Regions from separate parts of the Mus musculus genome. Here region 2 is linked to region 1. A link is a loop called in an ENCODE intact Hi-C map of the cell type or tissue named here. Cell type or tissue: heart. All regions are shown on one strand. Links, peaks and the distances in the headings refer to the core of each region. The heading gives the core; the rest is flanking DNA.

Evidence for each region. Peaks named below come from ENCODE experiments on the same cell type or tissue, not always from the same donor. Only the 100,000 strongest peaks of a DNase experiment are listed, where the experiment ranks them.
Region 2: a loop joins it to region 1, with 4 times the contacts of the local background. A loop is called at or near these places in 8 of 42 quality-filtered maps.

Annotation. Positions count from the first base shown.
Region 1 is chr11:62,817,473-62,822,843 of GRCm38, reverse strand. It overlaps Trim16 (tripartite motif-containing 16), which reads right to left and starts at 2,591. Exons shown (of 6, transcript NM_053169.2): 1 at 1,845-2,591. The coding sequence starts at 2,339. In heart, for the core only: a CTCF peak has its summit at 2,342 (motif pointing left); DNase peaks (open chromatin) are centred at 673, 1,923 and 2,503; H3K4me3 peaks cover 1,963 bases; H3K27ac peaks cover 1,742 bases; H3K27me3 peaks cover 381 bases.
Region 2 is chr11:62,876,219-62,881,589 of GRCm38, reverse strand. It overlaps Fbxw10 (F-box and WD-40 domain protein 10), which reads right to left. Exons shown (of 13, transcript NM_001033669.2): 13 at 4,128-4,966. The coding sequence ends at 4,173. It overlaps Tvp23b (trans-golgi network vesicle protein 23B), which reads right to left and starts at 2,135. Exons shown (of 7, transcript NM_026210.5): 1 at 1,995-2,135. The coding sequence starts at 2,006. In heart, for the core only: no CTCF peak of the experiment used is centred there; a DNase peak (open chromatin) is centred at 2,159; H3K4me3 peaks cover 1,792 bases; H3K27ac peaks cover 1,234 bases.

The sequences.
Region 1 (5,371 bases), core at 310-5,309:
TGGTCTGGCAGGGTTCCCGTGCTCCCGTGGATGCCCCACTCCCATGCTCAAAGAGGCATTAACTAGACTTATTCAGCTATATTTAAAAAGAAGGAGGAGGAGGAGACATTGAGCTGAGAGAGGACATATTGGGGGGATATGGAAGAGTTGGGGGAGAAAATATAATTATATGCGAATACATGTAATCATATTTCATTGCATACCTATAGGATATTTTTGAGAATAGTGAGCTTTTTTTTTTAATTTGACAACTCCTGAGGAGACTCCCTGCCTGAGGTTAACCTCTGCCTCAACACACATGTTCACATACATGCATCCTCATGCACACACACCCACATACAAAACAAATGAATAAATATTAAAGTTACAATGTTGCAATTTGAGGGTCTTCCTTCATTTTTCTCTAATAAGATGGTGTTCCAGAAGCTTCCATGCCTCGCTCATCAACTGCGTAACTTTGAACAAGTACAACAGAGACCTTCAGAGCCCTCACCTAATAATTACTGAAATATCAGATGGGAAAATCCACACCAAAAAATATTTTCAAGTTGGGTGGGTCCCTTTCCTTTGATGTATTTGTTGATTGCCATACTTTCCGTATAGGACATCCCTTGATACTAGAAACACTGGAAACAGTTGACAAGTGGCTTCCTGGGCCGGAAATGGTGACTCATTAGCATCTGGAGTGTCGAACTCTGCAGAACTACACCCATCCAGGACTAGAGAGAGTCTACCTCTGGTACAGGAACAAAAGAAATACCCTGGTTAGGAAAGTTCCTTGCCCAGATACCACTTTCCTTTACTGCCCAGGAACACATGCCACAGAAAGGCTCTGGGTGTGCCAACCAACAGTGCAAAGAGGGAACTGCCTTGAGCGTGAACCAGGACCTGTGTGTGGGCGGAGTCAACCTTACTTCCTACTGGGGAAACTCAAAGTGGGAGAAACTCAAAGTGGGAAAGCTGCGGGGGTCCACCCCCAATGTCTCATCCAGGATCTTGGCTTCCAGATAAAGGCAAGCAGTGCTTCAGAAATGACTTTTTTATCTGATAAAAGTAAAATTTCAGACTTCGAGCACAGTGTTTCTCAGGTGCTCCTGCCAGCCTATCCCGTAAGGAACCTTTATTCTCCAGTAAGTTAAGTCGCCCTTGGCATTAACTTCCGTGTGCGTTTCAAATTCTGTTATCTTGGCAGTTTTTGTTTTGTTTTGTTTTGTTTTACTTGAATGCAGCATTTTGTGTTAGCTTCTTTTGTGGTTTTGCGATTCAAAAAAAAAGAAAGGAAGGAAGGAAGGAAGGAAGGAAGGAAGGAAGGAAGGAAGAAAGAAAGAAAGAAAGAAAGAAAGAAAGAAAGAAAGAAAGAAAGAAAGAAAGAAAGAAAGAAAGAAGTTAAGAAAGAGAGGAAGGAAGAAAAGGAGAAATGAAGTCTGAGGTTTCTTCTTTTCCCTTGGACTTCTGCCAAGGTTTTCATGGGTTGATATATGCCTCACAGATCCTGCCAGAGGGAAATACCACACTCCTGAGGCTAACCTTCTACAGCACACACCCAAATGCACATTACTAAACTCTAACTAGAAACAGCAGGAAATTCCTATGCCTGGCAGAGACAATAGAGACCGCACAGCAACAGGGACACTGAGATGGGGACAGTGACCCACTTTTGTTTCCAAAGCCAGCGGCTATAGATACTTACAGCGAACCAACACCCAGGCACTACCGCTAAAGTTCTCCTCTGTTGACTCGGAACAAACTGGCATCAACAGAGCCACAAATGCAGCATGTGTGACCTCTCCCTGGGGACACCTCCTCCCACTGGTCCCTCCCAGGCGACAGACCCCACTACTCACCTCTTTGTTCCTGCGGGCTGCATCCAGGGAGACAGTACTGTCGCCTCTGTGTTCACCCTCCCCGCATTCCTGGCAGATACACTGCTGGTGCGTGTGGCAGAAGGAAACCAAAGGGCTGTGGTGGGCAGGGCAGGTGCGTAGATCCTGGTCCTTTGCGGGTTCGGTTAGCTGGTGGCTGTGCAGTTTGCTGTTCTCCTGGTGTGGCCGCAGGTGCTCCTCACAGTAGTTCACCATGCAGGTCAGACAGGATTTCACTGCCCTTACTCTGCTGGCCCCAAGACAGAAGTCACACAAGATCTGATCCTCTTCACCAGGAGCCCCGACCTCTGCGGGGTCATGACCCTGCTCCTGGGTTTCCTCACCTGACTTGCTGAGAGGGTCCGCATCTTCTTTTTCTGCTGGGATAGCTGACACAGGGTCTGGGCCGAGAGGGGCCAAAGGGTGAGCAGTGACCCCGGTCAGAGGCCCCGGGGCAATCAGATCCAATTCAGCCATCTGGTGGAGGCTCTGCGGACTAAGGACTAAGGCGTCCTTCCTCGCGGTCCCTTGGCTCAGGATCTGAGTAGCCCAAGTCAAACCAGAGAGCCACGCCTAGCAGATTGCAGCTGCCCTGAGACATTAACTGTTTCCTCCCTCCCGAGGAAGCTCAGTTACTCAGACAGGACGAGGCTCCTCCAGATTGGCTAGTAGCCAGCCACAGTGACAAGGCTCAGAACTGCCTTGCCACTTGGCTCCTGTGTCTGTTCCTTGGCTCAGGCTTCTCATTCTCATTCCTAGCCCAGCCCTGAAACTTCTATTCTTACGGGACTCATTCACGCACACCCCATAGGCTCTTCCGGAGACCACGTGTGCCTGTGGGACTGGAAAAAAGGGCAAGATTCCTGAGCTCTATTGTAAGCCTCTGCGGCTTTGAGCGGTCCCACAAGCCATATTTTGCGGTGGATCTCTCTCTCTCTCTCTCTCTCCTTCCTCCATCCCTCCCTCTCTCTCCCCTCCCCCTCCCCTTCTCTCTACTCCATATATTTTTAAAGGGGTCCAAAATGTAAGGACTTTGATAATAGGGCAGCTGCTAATCCTAAATGAGCCACCAGCTTGGTCCTACCACCACCACCACAAAACCTGACATACAGACAGACAGACAGACATAGTCAATCTAGCTTTATCTGCTTTTAATAACTTGCTTTTATCAGACTTTTGTTTTATTTTAGTCGTGTGTGTGTGTGTGTGTGTGTGTGTGTGTGTGTGACAGAGTTTGACATCTAGTGTCTTTCTTAATTGCTCTCCACCTCATTTCATGAGAGAGGACCTCACAGTGAACCTGGAACACGCTAGGTCACCTAGCGCAGCAGGCCAGCAAGTCAGAGGGATATTCTAGACTCTTGCCCCAGTGCTGGGGTTACAGATAAGCACCATTGCATGGCTGCAGGTGGCCATGCACACCTAGCAAGCACTTTACCCACTGAACCGTCCTCCTAGCTCCACTTCTGGTTGACTTTTAAAACTCACTCATGTGAGAAGCCACCCAGTGGACAGGGCCCTGGCCTTCCACTCTCTGCCATAAACCTCTAACATGTGGGCTTTGATGATAACAGTTGTCTGGCTTGCTTCTCCGAAACTTGATGGCCTTTTGTTGAAATTGACTCATCTGGACCTGAGCAGGTAACTAGTGGGTGACCTTTTGGCATCAGAAGACCAAAACTTCTGCCCTCAGAACATTCTAACACTGACCTGTCCTGAACATGCATCCCACGAAGAGCCATGAGGACCGATTATGGTCCTCTCAGCCACCCTTCCCTATCTCATAAATCCTCACCAGACCCCACCCTCCAGGAAGTGGATCTAACTGTGCTTCTCCCCTTCCATGCTCAGCTCAGCTGCCTTCAAATATGATTTTTCTCTTTTGCGAAACGCATGGTCTCTGTGTTTGCCACCCTGTGCAAGCATCCTGGTTCTGAAACCACAGAAATTGATGGATGTTTATAACCCTGACCCTCCAGTGTCCGCTTCTAGGGCATTCCAGGAGCTGGCTGAGAATGGGCACAGGAAGGGGCCATCGGGTAGAAGAGGGAAGGCACTGTCCCCTTCCACATACAGCTCTCTCCAGCCTTTCTAGGCCCCGTATCTTACTCTGTGATCTCCACGAAGAGACAGTTGCTAAACTAGCCCCACATCCAGCTAATAAAACTGTTCCTAAATGAGGTGCCCTCATTTTCTCAGGCTGTCCTTACAAAGTGCCACAGACTGACTGACTTTGATGACAGGAGTTAATTTCCCGACACCTCTGCAAGGGTGAGCTCCCACGCGTGGAGATGCCGTGGCCTTCTTCTGAGACCGCACTCCTTGGCTTGCCCTCCCGTCCTTCATGCCGTCTTCCCTGTGCTTGTCTGTGTCCTGATTGCTTCCTTTAGACATCAGTGAGGCTGAACTAGGGGACCATCCTACCTCATTTTTTTTCTTAATGACCTGTTCAAAGACCTACCTCCAAAAGCAGTCATGCTCTGAGGTAATGGGGGGTTATGACCTCAGTGTGTGAATTTGGAGGGTGAGGAGGGGGATGAAGCTCATGGCTAGAGGATGGGATGAGAAGCAAGTGGTTCCTGGGGGGAAAGAGCTCTTCCAGACGTGGCGTACCTCTGGACTTTAGGACTGAGATTAGTCTAATATGGCACCACCATGCATCTCTGTTTCCTTGGGGTAAACTAGACAGACCCGGGGATATTTCTTGGCAGAACTTGTCAAAAATCCAAGAAATCCACAGGCTTCTCAGAATCATAGTATACAAAAGGCTGCAAACTCATCCCAGATGCAGCCCTGCATTATTTAAAGACACTATGGAACACCCATGGCATGATTTCCTAGAGTGTTTAGCCAAGTTCCCCAAGTGTCCTTGTCCCTAAATGTCCCACCCTCTGAAGCTTTCCAAAAGTCAATTCCCAGAACCTTATTCATTTCATGGTTTTTATATCTCCAGACAAGAGAAAAAAAAAAGCCTGCCCAACCATCCCCAGTTCATTCTTAGACACTTCTTCAATACTAACAGATATTTCCACGAATGACCAAGACTTACCAGAAGATGAACTGGTTTTCCAACATGCCTCTCTGTCTCTGACCTCTCTCAGAATGAGGAAGAGAAGTGATTGCCCTGCCTGACCCATTCTACAGCCTCAAAGGTGGAAGAGAAAGAAGGGAGTCTGCTGTCTCCATTTGGTTCCCACTTGTCTCTCATTCTTTCTCTCACAGTTTTATTCCTACCCTTTCATCTTTCATTAAGGAATTATTTCCTGTCCCCACCCCCCTTCTATGACTAACACTTTAACATAGTACATGGGCATGACCGTCCCTCCACCAATGCCCAGAGTTAACAGACAACACCCAGTCATGACACTGTAGGAAACCTGATTCTGGGTCCTACCTTCACCTGTTATAGCATCTGTTTTCTCTAAACTTCATAACTGAGATACTGACCTAAGCCAAGGCTAGCAAACAGAGTTCTGAGTTGGTTCCTAGAGATTGTGCCTGAGCAACCT
Region 2 (5,371 bases), core at 266-5,265, 59 kb before region 1:
ACAATGCTTTCTCTTCTTATCGGAGGCTGAATAACCACTATCGTGACTCTAGGACTTGCTCCATCATTTTCTTCCTATTCTTTCAAGTAGCTCTTTCTAATTAATATATAAAACCTCTCACACCAAATCGATGATCCTGGAAGAGGGATAAAGTGCTCCCAGGAGGATCCCAACGCCTGAAGAATGCTACTGCTAAGATGACTCCTAAAAGACTGCTGGGTTTCTAACACCCTTCTGTGAACTCCTAAGAACAGGTTGGGGTGTAAGTAATGGAAAAAGGCAAGAACAACGGATACAGAGCGGCAGGGAATGGAGAACTTCCAACTAGAATGGATGAGACCGAATTCCAAGTATGCACACGGGTTTTAAGGACAATGAATGGAGAGACATCCAAGATGTTATATGGAGAGTTTTTACTTTTTTAAGATTATAGAGTACACTTGTGGCCCCTTCTGCCTGTAATGCCAGCACTTGAAAGACTGAGTCAAGACAGTTATAATCAGTTGGAGAAGGGTGAAAAAAAAAGAAGAAATTAAAGCATGGCTTTGAGCTAACACCAACAAGATTTTGTGAGGGGCGGGGAAGGGGAGGGAACAATGGAAGGCTACCAACAGTGCAACTCATGAATGCTTCCCAGTGAACAAAGGTAAACCAGCTGTAACCCAACAGTGGAGTACACAGGATCCACAGAAGAACCTGTGGGTGATTAGCAAAGATGCAGGGAGGGGGTTGGTATGAAAATACCAGGGGGAGGGGCTGCTTCTAGGTAATAAGAAAGAAAATTATCAGACAAAAAACAACAACAACAAAAAAAAAAAACAACCAAAAAACACAAAAACCACAAGGGAACAGATGTTTAAGTCTGCAGAGAAATTTTAATGCACAGGTTGCCTGGGGGAAGGAAGGTAATGACTATAAAAAATGTCAAATGCCCAACAGGTGGAAGGACTTATGGTCACAGACCTAGGAGTAGGAAGAAGCGGATCTAAATGCACCTTCAGAGCTGAGCTGAAACCATCAATGAATTTTTTCTACTCCACATTTCCACAAAGTAGACTTTTCTTATCACAGATTCTAGTTGGCCCATCCTGAGACACTTGGTATGTCACTATGTCTTTATTATTATGATCTGAAAATATGTTGTTCCCCAACCTAACCTCTCCCCATCCCAACCCCCACCCCCAGCCATCCTGCCCTTTGCAGATCCCATCTCCTTGAACATCCCAACCTGACAATGAAACCCGTGTGACACAATCTACATGGGAGTTCACAGTAAAAAAAAAATTTTTTTTGTTTTTTTGTTTTGTTTTTTTGGTTTTTCGAGACAGGGTTCTCTGTATAGCCTGTATATCTCTGTATAGCCCTGGCTGTCCTGGAACTCACTCTGTAGATCAGGCTGGTCTCGAACTCAGAAATCCACCTGCCTCTGCCTCCCGAGTGCTGGGATTAAAGGCGTGCGCCACCACGCCCAGCTTCACAGTAAAATTTTAAAGGAAGAAAATATATTACATGTACTAATCTCTGGCCGAAGGACAATTGGCTACATCGACCTCTACGGGTACAAAGGCGATAACCATCGTGATTATCTGTGTACAGCGTAGTAACACTGGAACCCAAGGCTCTGGCAATCTCTCCCTACAGGATCGCCCTGAACTTGTGTATCAGGGCCCTACAGGCCATTCCCCTCATCCGGGCAGGCTATGGGAAGACGGGTTACCCCCGACCTCACACCCAGAGATCCTGCAGCGAGTGTGCTCCACACCCGCTGACAGGAGGCCTCTGTGCCTCCGGGGTCGCCGGTGCACCCTATCCCTCACAGTCCACAAACCCTCTAGCGACAATTTGCCCGGGGCTGGCCCTCCTACCCACCCACCTGCAGTTCCTACAGCTCAGGCAGTGGGCGGGCACACGGACCCAACAGCCTCGGGCGACTGGGCAAGACCCCCAGCCCCAACTCAAGCACCGGCTACCGGCGCTCGGCCGCCATCCCTCACCTGCGACAACATGACGACCCTGCGCCAACCCGCCCCCCACTTCCGAGAGCCACGACAGCAAAGCTGCCACGCGATCCAGCTCTACAGCCGACGTCACAAGCGCACCAGGAAGCCACTTGGTGGGAGGGCGCAACTCCAGAGACCGGAAGGCGATAGGCGGGTCCATACCTTGGGGCGGGGCTCCATAGTGGGCGGGGCGGAAAGAGCTGGTCCACGCGACGGACGCGGGCGGTAGGAGGCGGGGTGTGTGGGCGGGGCCTTGACGCAGAGACTCTGTAGGGGCTGAGGTGGAGGTGGGCGGGGCAAGCGTGAGCAGGGGCAAGGGCTGCACTTCTAAGGAAAAGCAAAACGCTTGGGAATAAACTGGCTAACTTAATGGGTTCTAAAGCGAAGTTTCTTGGGTTATGAATGGAAAATGTTTTTTGCTACCAAAGAAGTACAAACTGTGAGTCATTACCACCAGCAGGGACGCCCTGAGAGAGGCGGAGCTTTATAATTTAACCTTGTAAATGTATTGTATTTTAGTATAGTCTTTCTTAAGCGATTTAAATGTTAAAGAAAATTGAGAAATAAATGTGTCCTTGGAAAGAAATTAAAAAAAAAAAAACCGAGTAAGAAAGAGACAAGAAGACTAGCGTAAGCAGTGAGGGTACTGCTGTAAGGGGCATAACCTCAGAACAAGAAGAGAGGCCAGTATCGCGCCTCTGCCCTCCATGTACCAATTATATAACCAATCTCTATGTACATCCTTCCTCGGCTGTAAAGTGGGAAGGACGGTGATGGCTTTACAGAGCATTTAGTAAAGTGGCACAAATTTGCTTTTATTACTGTTTTAAGTCACCTGCTGATGGCATGATCATGCCTAGACCTAAAATTCAGAGATTTTTTTTTTTTTTTTTTTTGGTTTTTCGAGACAAATTCAGAGAGTTTAAAGCCATCTTTGCAACTGTAATGATAGAGATATTCTGTTTGCTCAACTATGTCAGACTGTTGGAGGCTCATGCAATGTCCCTCTCACCTTTTCTTAACTGAAGGGACTCTTCACAGAACCCGGGGTTTTATCTGGTTCTTTGCCAGGACTATGTCAAACCCAGTGTTACAATAATGAAGAAACATGGACCTAGTTCCCAAAAAAGAGAAAGCAGGCAAGGTAATTGCGCATCTTCGTGTGAAGCTGGACAAATGACCTATGTCCTAACCTGCTTGGACAAAGATTTTGGTGGCCCACCCTGTGTTGTGAGGTTGTGTGGAAAAAAAATTTTTTTGGTTCTCACTTTTTATATGAATGCAATTTGAATTCACTACCATATTTTAAGATATAGAGCATTTGACAAGAAAGTGAATTTCCCACTTGTTAGGATTTTTGTCTTCCTTTTTGGAGGACTGGTGTGTGTGTGTTGGGGGGGGGGTTCTTTGCTTGCTTTTGAAACAGGGTGTTGCCTCCTAGTACCAACTGACTAGATGCTCTGTCCTCCTGCCTTGCCCCTATCTCCCCTCACCCTCAAGAACTGGAACTTAATGACGGGGAAAGTCTGCCTGGGGTGTTGAGCCTCTATGTAGGGACTGTACTCTTTGTCCAGATCCTGAGCCCTTCTGTGAGCATATCCACCAGTGAGCCTGTAAACTACTCTTTACAAAATTACCTACCTTGCCCCTGACAGCACCCCCTGAGTATTTAAATAGGAGTCTCAATATACTTGAGAGTAAAGCCTCCTTTGTAGAAAATGAAGCGTATTTTCTTCATTTTTTTTCCTTTTCTTCTGATGGAGTGTGTTCTGACCCGTTAGATCACATGCAGTGTTCTAAATACAAGTCTGCCTTTTGATCTCCCCATATCCTTTACCAAAACTGAGTTTTAGTCTTTGCAAAAATACCAGGAGATTTTTATATAGTATCCTGATGGCTACTGTTCAAAAGTTTCTGGAAGCAACGATAGCCCTAAGTTGGTAGTGATGAATGGAGTCTAACTGCTCAGTGACCTTGCCTACACCTCACTAAGTGGAATGCTGGCACTCTCTCCCTGTCTCCTGGTGTCTTAATATAACCCTACTCATTCTTTGAGCCATAGAAAGCTTCATATGAATTGCCAAAGCAATGTCAAAAAAGAAAGGTCTGGACAACCAACACTCACTTAGTTTTCAGTTTGTTGTAATGCTGCTGTAATTTCTCAAGCCTGGTTTAGATAAACACATTTTGTCCAAGTTCGGGGGCTGCTGTTTTCCCTTCCTTCATGAAATTATCAATAGGGAGGCCTTTGATCTTACGGATCCACGCAGCTTTGCTGGCTTTTCCTGGGTCGACCTCTTTAGTGGATACACTGGCTTCATATTCCTTCATCTTGGCTTCAGCAAATTCTTTTTCCTCCTTCACAGTCATCAGCATGAACCCAGTGTTCATTCTCAGAGGATCAAGGGTTGTGTAGAAACGAGGCCGTTCTTTCTTGGGAGACAGGGTGGCTGTGCCGCCTCGAGGAGCGAGCATTCGGTTTGGTTTAATGACCTGCATGCTGGTCAGGGGGCCTGCACGGCGCATTGTCCCATCAATTGAACTGGTCAAGTGCTCGTCACCCCTTAAGCTGTCAGAGACCTTGGGACGGATAAGACTGGGCTGGGGTACAGTGGCCTGGACTCTGGGACTGTGCAAGGACTTTTTCAAGTTGGGCTGAAGTTTCTGGATTTCAAGGGGAATGTTGGTTTGTCTCACACCTGTAGGAAGATTGCTGGATCGCAGCTGATCAACTGCGTGTTGAACTGATTTTCCTTTGAGTGATAGGACTTTCCTCGGATATGGAATGGAAGGCCCCCAAGCATCAATGACTTGAGGTCTGGGCCTATGGGGATAGGCAAACTCTTCAGAATTGTGGGCTTGTTGCAAGGCACTGATAGTCAGAAGGAATCGGTCAGGTGTCATAGGGACTTTCCAGAGCTTTTGCAAGGGATGACTGACTTCGCCTACAGGAGTTTCCATATCATCTGCTCATTCAAAGACAAAACAGAAGCACGTCAGTATTCTGTGGAGAGGAGGGGCCATAAATACATGAAATTTGAAGCCAGTCTGAGGCACACTTAAAGGCACACTGAGGTCTTGTTGCTGAAAAGGGCAGACCATCAGACATCCTGGATGAAAGCAGTATTTGGCAGTATACTTGCTAATCAATAACTTAAGTTCCTACCTGTTACCTATTCCAGAGAGTGGGATTCCCCCCTTGTTCCCTAGTTTGGGGACTCCTCTCACCCCAACCACAAAGACCTAAGGGTTTCAAATGTATGACTAAGAAAAAGTTTTTTTCCCCAAACCTACTTAACTTTATTTTCTGCTTCTAATATGTATATGTGTTTCAGCATCTTGCCAAGTTCAGGCGTTTACTCAAAATCTAC